3 separate regions of the Homo sapiens genome follow, and regions 1 and 3 are each linked to region 2. Evidence: read pairs that join two places in POLR2A ChIA-PET (ENCODE). Cell type or tissue: A673. All regions are shown on one strand.

Evidence for each region. ChIA-PET counts read pairs that join two places held together with the same protein. Peaks named below come from ENCODE experiments on the same cell type or tissue, not always from the same donor. Only the 100,000 strongest peaks of a DNase experiment are listed, where the experiment ranks them.
Region 1: POLR2A ChIA-PET joins it to region 2 with 14 read pairs; 2 of 35 experiments call an interaction of 5 or more read pairs at or near these places.
Region 3: POLR2A ChIA-PET joins it to region 2 with 21 read pairs; 2 of 35 experiments call an interaction of 5 or more read pairs at or near these places.

What each region holds. Positions count from the first base shown.
Region 1 is chr13:59,541,255-59,543,754 of GRCh38, reverse strand. All of the region lies in intron 1 of LOC107984625 (a long non-coding RNA gene), which reads left to right. Among named protein-coding and RNA genes, the nearest start is that of DIAPH3-AS1, 470 kb to the left of the region's middle. In A673, no CTCF peak of the experiment used is centred here; DNase peaks (open chromatin) are centred at 154, 664 and 1,234; H3K4me3 peaks cover 791 bases; H3K27ac peaks cover 2,397 bases.
Region 2 is chr13:59,755,310-59,757,809 of GRCh38, reverse strand. The region is part of intron 27 of DIAPH3 (diaphanous related formin 3); the gene reads left to right. Among named protein-coding and RNA genes, the nearest start is that of DIAPH3-AS1, 260 kb to the left of the region's middle. In A673, no CTCF peak of the experiment used is centred here; DNase peaks (open chromatin) are centred at 1,239, 1,669 and 1,989; H3K27ac peaks cover 1,858 bases.
Region 3 is chr13:60,098,443-60,100,942 of GRCh38, reverse strand. All of the region lies in intron 3 of DIAPH3 (diaphanous related formin 3), which reads left to right. Among named protein-coding and RNA genes, the nearest start is that of DIAPH3-AS2, 45 kb to the left of the region's middle. In A673, no CTCF peak of the experiment used is centred here; DNase peaks (open chromatin) are centred at 722 and 1,102; H3K27ac peaks cover 2,500 bases.

The DNA.
Region 1 (2,500 bases), 210 kb after region 2:
TCTTCCTTTTTCTTTCTCTTCCTTCCTTCCTTCTGCCCTCCCTCCCTCCCTCCCTTCCTTCCTTCCTTCCTTCCTTCCTTGCTTCCTACCTACCTTCCTTCCTTGCTTGCTTGCTTGTCTTTAACAGGAAATACCCCATTCATTTTCTTTTATATCCCCTTAGGCTTGAGCCAGTTGAAAAAAACTTCCTTAATAGTGCTCAAATGAAAAAAAAGGAAAAGTGATGAGAAAATTAATATAATGAAATAATCAATGCAAATGACATACCATTGTCCAGAAAAACCCTCAATCAACTCTCTTAGAATTACTGAATCTGAGGGGTAATTGTGCCGTAATCTCTAATTGTAAGATCAAGGCATGCTGTCAGAAGTACTGCCAATATTAAATAGATATTTTATGTTACTCTTTTTAAGGTGGAATTTCTAAGAAATCGAAAACCATTTATCAAAAACATAAATCATTCACACTAAGTATTAACTAAAAATCCTTAATTTTGGTAAAACTAAAATTTGTATTCATCCTCAAATAACACCCATCAATGCTTTATTTTTCTAGAGTCTACAAGTGCAGAAAAAGTTTGAATAATTTTTTAAAATAATAACTTTAAATTTATCTGTATCAGGTGAGTTACTGAAGTGTGTTAACATAGCTAAAGAATCAGAGGTTTGGGGGGAGGAGGAGAAGAAACTTATGTATAATATTTGTTTTATGAAAATACATAACAATGTATCTACTGTTTAAATTCTATGTTGTTTTGGGGAAACAATTTAATGTGCATACATAGTAGCAGTTTACGATTTATAAATGTTTTCTCATTTATTACTCATTTTACAATACATCTTATATTTATAATGATTTTTTAACCTCCCTAGACCTTATAAAATGATGTGATTGGCTTAAGCAATCATTAAGGTTCTTTCCAGCTTTGATTCCATTATGTTTTCAAACTGTGACTCTGCCTAATCACAAGTACAGCTCAGTAAATCCCCTTTCCTCTGTGTGTTTCTGTGTTTGTCTCCATCACTTTGGTGTTCTCCCAGTAGATACATTGAAGGGCATGTTGATTAAATTAGTCAAATTAACTCTTTGCCTGACTCCATCCTCATTAGGCTAATGAGCAGACTTAGGAGTAAATCTGTGTGTCTCAGTTGTCTTAGGTCAGAAGTACTGTCACTGGGAGCACCAGTGAAAAGTTGTAATTGTGACATTCTTTAGGAGTTTTTAGCTGGCAGCTCATTTTACATCCTTTCTCAAGAGGGAACATGTGGCTTTGCTGAATGGAAGTTATAATGTGTTGGGCAATCTCATTTTCTCTGCTGGATCATTGTTAAAGAGGGTGTAATTTTGTTTCCTCCCCTGGAAAGAGTTTCTTGGGTAGGCATGTGTGAGAGATGTTGAACAAGTATTAATCAAAGGGTGAGGGGGGAAAATCCTATTATCACCATAAGGTGCTGTGAAGTAATAGATTTTAATGATGAAGTAGCCATGTGAGTAGCTACACTACAGATTTGTTTATGATTAAGTGTGTGCTTGTGTGTAGGGGATGAGAGAAGGTGACCTGAAGATAGATTTGGGGGAAGGACAGACAAGGAAGAGAGAGAAAAAAACAACTGGTTTCAAAGGTTGAGTGTCCTCTGATTCTAAAAGGCATACTTCCCCTGTTCAAATTACACATCAGAGCACTCATTTGACTAAGTGACAAGTCATATACATATTAAAACATAGGTCTAAAATTTTTACACTGGCCAAATGATTTTTAGTGCTTGGATATATTTGTAAAACATAAAACACTGACGGTTGATAGCAAAGTAGCCAGCATATGGTAGGTGCCAGATACATGTTTTTGAATAGACAGAAGGACACTGTGAACGGTAGTTGTGTTTAGATATTACAGCTGGCTGAGTCCCCCAGTGGGAGCTGGTGATAGCCTACACAATACCTTCCTTTGGCTCATCAAATAGTGTGAATGAAGATACGGTAATACTTCCAGGGATTATGGTCCATTTATGATGGAAACTATTTGTTTTCTAGAAGGAAAAAAAAATTTGCTGTCTCTATGAGATTGGGTTAGGTAGAAGTTTCTCTCTTTGGGGCTCTCAGGGGTACAACTGTGTTGCTACATGAGCCCTACATGGGCTAAAATGTGAATATAGTCAGACACTGCATAATGACGTTTTGGTCAATGACAGGCCACATATATAGTGATGGTCCCATAAGATAACTGTATTTTATTGTATGTTTTTTATATTTAGATATCTTTAGATATGCAAATACCATTGTGTACAATTGCCTACGGTATTCAGTACAGTACATGCTGTACAGGTTTGTAGCCTAGGAACAATAGGCTATGCCATATAGCCTAGGTATATAGTAGGCCATATCGTTTAGGCTTGTGTAAGTACACTCTGTAATGTTCACACAATGACAAAATCACCTAATGATTCATTTCTCAGAACCTACACCCCTAGTCAAGTGATGTATGACTGTATATACAACCAGC
Region 2 (2,500 bases):
CATGTCAAACTGCCACTTGTGTTATGAATATTGTCCTTGTAGCATGTACTCTTTTAACAGTGTTTCAGTGGCTGCATGACATGGCTGTGTAGTAAAGATGACCCATAATAGGCCGGGCGCGGTGGCTCACGCCTGTAATCCCAGCACTTTGGGAGGCCGAGGTGGGCGGATCACGAGGTCAGGAGATCGAGACCAACCTAGCTAACACGGTGAAACCCCATCTCTACTAAAAATACAAAAAATTAGCCGGGCGTGGTGGCGGGCGCCTGTAGTCCCAGCTACTCGGGAGGCTGAGGCAGGAGAATGGCGTGAACCTGGGAGGCGGAGCTTGCAGTGAGCCGAGATTGCGCCATTGCACTCCAGCCTGGGTGACAGAGCAAGACTCCATCTCAAAAAAAAAAAAAAAAAAAAAAAAAAGGATGACCCATAATAACTAGCTTTCCTAGGTAGGGTTTGGCTTTTATGTTTTTCAATTTTTTTTTACCATTATATATAGCACTGTTTCTTCAGGATAATGCAACAGATATGAACAATTTTGAATCTTTTTATACATATTGCCTCACTGGTCTGGGTGGAGTGAAGAGATTATACTAAATTATACTCCTACCAGCAGCCTATGGACATGTCCGTTCATCTAATTCTCAATAACACTGGATGTGTCTCAGAATTTTTACTATCGACAAAATGGTGTCTTATTGTTTTGCATTTTTCTTTAGCTGTGAAATTGCATATATTTTCATCCTTTATTTGTAACTGATAAAATTAAGGGGGCAAAGGAACCAGAAACGGAGTAGGAGGGAGAACCTTCTCAGTATTTCTTAGCAAACTATGTCATCCTTAAGGAAAAATCAGAAACTTCAATATTATTATTTCCTCTTTCTTTTTTCTCTATTAGGATAAATTATTATTACTGTTTGTGATGATTTTTCAATGCTGCCATTGAGTAGGTTTTATTTGTATGTTTTTATCATTACTGATAATAAATACTATTAACTCTGATGTACTGGAGTAATGGGTTGGAAATAGGTGAATGAAAATCAGAGACAGACCTAAATCCCAGTGGCAAGAAATAGCTGGAACCTCAGATGGGTTCACACCTCCTTCCCCAAGGTTTTTGGGTAATGAGGTAGCAGCTTAATGGATCTGTAAAACTAACTGTGACTAACCTTAGTCTACATGATGCCATCCAATGAATTAAGTTCTCTTCCAGGCTATTTTAACAGCAACTTTAGCAGATTTCCCTCCCTCTCTCCCTTCCTCCCTCCCTCCCTCCCTCCCTCCCTGCCTGCCTGACTACCTGCCTGCCTGCCTGCCTTCCTTCCCTCCTTCCTTCCTTCCTTCTTTCCTTCCTTCCTTCCTTCCTTCTTTCCTTCCTTCCTTCCTTCCTTCCTTCCTTCCTTTTTACTAAATTTACCACATGTATCTATTTAAGAAAAGGTATTTCAATAGTGAAGGTATTAGTAGATTATAACTTTTTTAAAGTTTATGTTTATATACCCTACTTATTTCTAGGAAGAATTTGAAATGGCTTACAAAAGGAGACACATAATAATTATGTAATTATAAGAGAAAACAGATGCTATAAGAAAAGAAAGTTGGCTTCTTAGCTTATAGCCTTGGTTCTCAAATTTCAGCATGCACCAGAATTACCTGTGGTCTTGTCAAAATACAGGTTTCTGGGCTCAACCCAGAGTTACTAATTCAGTAGGTTTATGGTAGGCATGAGAATTTGCATTTCTCAATTCCCAAGTGCTACTCATACAAGAACCACACTTTGAGAACCACAAGATCTGGATCACCTTTATCTGTTTTGAGTATTTGGAATCATCATTGATTAATATCATATTTTTTATTAGTCTTTGTGAGCCATATATTTCAGTGTCTGATCATAATAATAGCTATTATTTTTATAAGGCTCATTATATGGCTGTACAGGATATGATTAATTCTATGTCATATCCTGTATATTATCCTCTATATTCATATGTATTCTGAACCTTGGCCACATTAGAAATACCTAGAGAGTTTTTCTAATGGCTCCAATATGGAGCCTTAGCTCCACACATTCTGATTTAATTGGTCTAAGATGGGGTCTGGGCACTGTATTTTTTTGAAACTCTCTTTGTGATTTCAGTGTGCAAAACAAAATTGTAAGCCACTGATAGGTAAAGATAAAAAATAGCCCCTTTTGCCAACAAGTAACAGATTGTTTCATCTGTGGCTTTTTTTCCATCCATGTGCCTAGCCACTCATTCTCTTTTTTTAATCAGTGTGGTATGTTTTTGGTTCTTGAGTATACCATTTTGTTCTTCTCTTAATTGAACTTCATCCTGTTTTTGATGAACCGTTTCTCTAATCTATCAAGGTCATTTTAAATTCTATTTCTTCTAAAGCATTTAACCCCTGCCCAACTAAGTATCATCTGCAAGTTTAATGAGCAGATTTTCAATTTCCTAATTGAGACTGTGCTCATTAAGTTTTAATATTTTATAATTTTATT
Region 3 (2,500 bases), 340 kb before region 2:
GTCTGACCTACTTAACCCTTCCTCTCAGGACCCTTGGATTTGTCTTGATTGTGGTTTCCTTAGTCTCCTTTCCTCCCTCAATTCAGTGTGTATTTACTATAGCCGAATATTCTACAAACCTCTTCTTTTTATTTAGGGGATATAAAAAAACTTCTTTTTTTTTTTAATAATGATGTTCTGTTTTTCTTTTTTTACCCCAAGTTATTTATAAAAAGTTCTATTAAAATATTTCAATTTAGTCTTTTAAAATAACTCTTTATTTTGAAATAATTTTAGACTTATAGAAGAATTGCAAAAATAGTATAGAGAATTCTTGTATACCTTTCACCAAACTACCTCTAATGTTTACATCTTATATAACATTAGTACAATTATTAAAACTAAGAATTGAATACTGAGACGATATTGCTAACTAAACTACAGACTTGCTTCAGATTTTGCCAGCTTTCCCACCCATGTCTTTTTTTTCTTCCAGGATCTAATCCAGGATCACATCTTGCATTTATTTGTCATGTCTCTTCCAGTCAATGACAGTTCCTTATCTTTTATGAGCTTGATACTTTTGAAAAGTTATGGTTAGTTATTTTGTAGGGTGCTCTCAATTTGGGTTTGCCTGACTTTTTTTTTCCTTGTGATTAGATTGAGATCTATTTTGGGATAAATACCACAGAGGTGATCAGCCTTCTCATTATATCATAGCTGGAGGTTTGAAATATCAATATGTCCTATTATTTGTGGTGTTAGCCTGGACAACTTTGTTAAGGTGGCATCTGCCAGCTTCTTCCCTTGTAAAGTTAGTATTTCCCCTCTATAATTAAGGAGAAAAAGGATATCTGCACAGTCTTAAAGTATCTCCTCAATTTATTTTGCTTTTTAGGTTATAATCTAATACTATCATTTTATTTTTCAAATTGTTCTAGTTTTGGCCACTTAACAGCTCTTTCAGTTTGGCTCATGTCCTTTTGACTTTCCTTCCTTCCTTCCTTCCTTCCTTCCTTCCTTCCTTCCTTCCTTCCTTCCTTCCTTCCTTCCTTCTCTTACTTTCTGGTACCACATTAATTTGGTCTTTTTAATTCTAGTCTTTTTGGATGACATAGCTGTGTTCCCACGTATTGAATGAAAAAAAAAGCTTTCCAAGTATTGTACTTCTGAAATCTGTTCCTAGTGCTAGTCAGATCAGCACAGTGATTCTGTTTAGATATAGATTTTAATTAGAAAGTAATTGGCCAAAGGGAAACTATTTTTTTTGCTGTTGCAACTCGGTTTCCCCTGGCAAGCCGAGAGTGGTCCCCAACATATAGTGGTTCGATTTAACGATTTTTCGACTTTACAGTGGTGAAAGCAACATGCATTCGGTAGAGACTGTACTTTGAATTTTGATCTTTTTCCTGGGCTAGCTATATGCAGTTTGACACTCTCTTGTGACGTGGGGCAGCAACTGAGAGCTGCAGCTCCCCTGTCAGCCATGCAATCATTAGGCTGAACAACTGACTGTACTGTGTCCCCAGCATTTTTTGGATATTGTGCTTTGTGTTTTCGCATCCCACCATGTCTACAAAATGTGCATCTGTGTATTCAAAATGTTATTATAAAATAGCATTTGTGTTAGATTATTTTGTCCAACTGTAGGCCAATGTAAGTGTTCTGAGGATGTTTAAGGGAGGCTAGGCTGAGCTGTGACATGCAGTAGGTTAGGTGTATTAAATGCATTTCTGCATTTCAATTTTTAATGGCTTTTTTGGGACATAACCCCATTGTAAGTTGAGCATCTGTATATTAAGGAGTACTATGAATGAGATAATTCATAATGTATATTACTAACATATTAATAGAACTTTTTAATAGAACTTTAACATCAAAAACAATAATATGCTCTTCAGAGAGATTAAAATTTTGAATAGGTGACTTGGCAAATGATGTTTTTGAGTGTGATATATTCAGCCCAATAGCCAGTTGATAAGATTTTTCCATTTAAAGGGTAGAGATTTATTTCATATATCCATGGAAATTTTAACCTCATTCAGATTACTCACTGAGCCTTATGTATTTATGTTTACTTTGTATTTCCTGTTCAGTATTTTACCTATAATAGATATTTAATGAGATACGTACATATATCAGCATACTGATATATTGAGGTAAACAGCCATTTTAGAGCCGTTTTACAATCTGTGTCTGCAGTGTCATTTTGTACCTATGTAGTGTGGTAGCACAGTAAAGCAGCATGTTTTACTGACCTGTGTTTGAATGGAAGGAGGAGTTAATACACAATAGTTTATATTGCCTTTTTTTTTAAGGTCAGCTATATGTGTTTCTATATTTATTCTGTTCAATTTATTCTGTTCAATTTGTTTCTATATTTATTCTTTCAATTTGAAAGAAGTCTTATTTTAATATCAAGTAAATTATTTTCAGATGGTATAGTAGGTACTTTTAGTACCCCCTCCCAGCTCCTTTTTACCAGGCTGGTGCACCCATGCCCCAGGTGATGAGTGTTGGC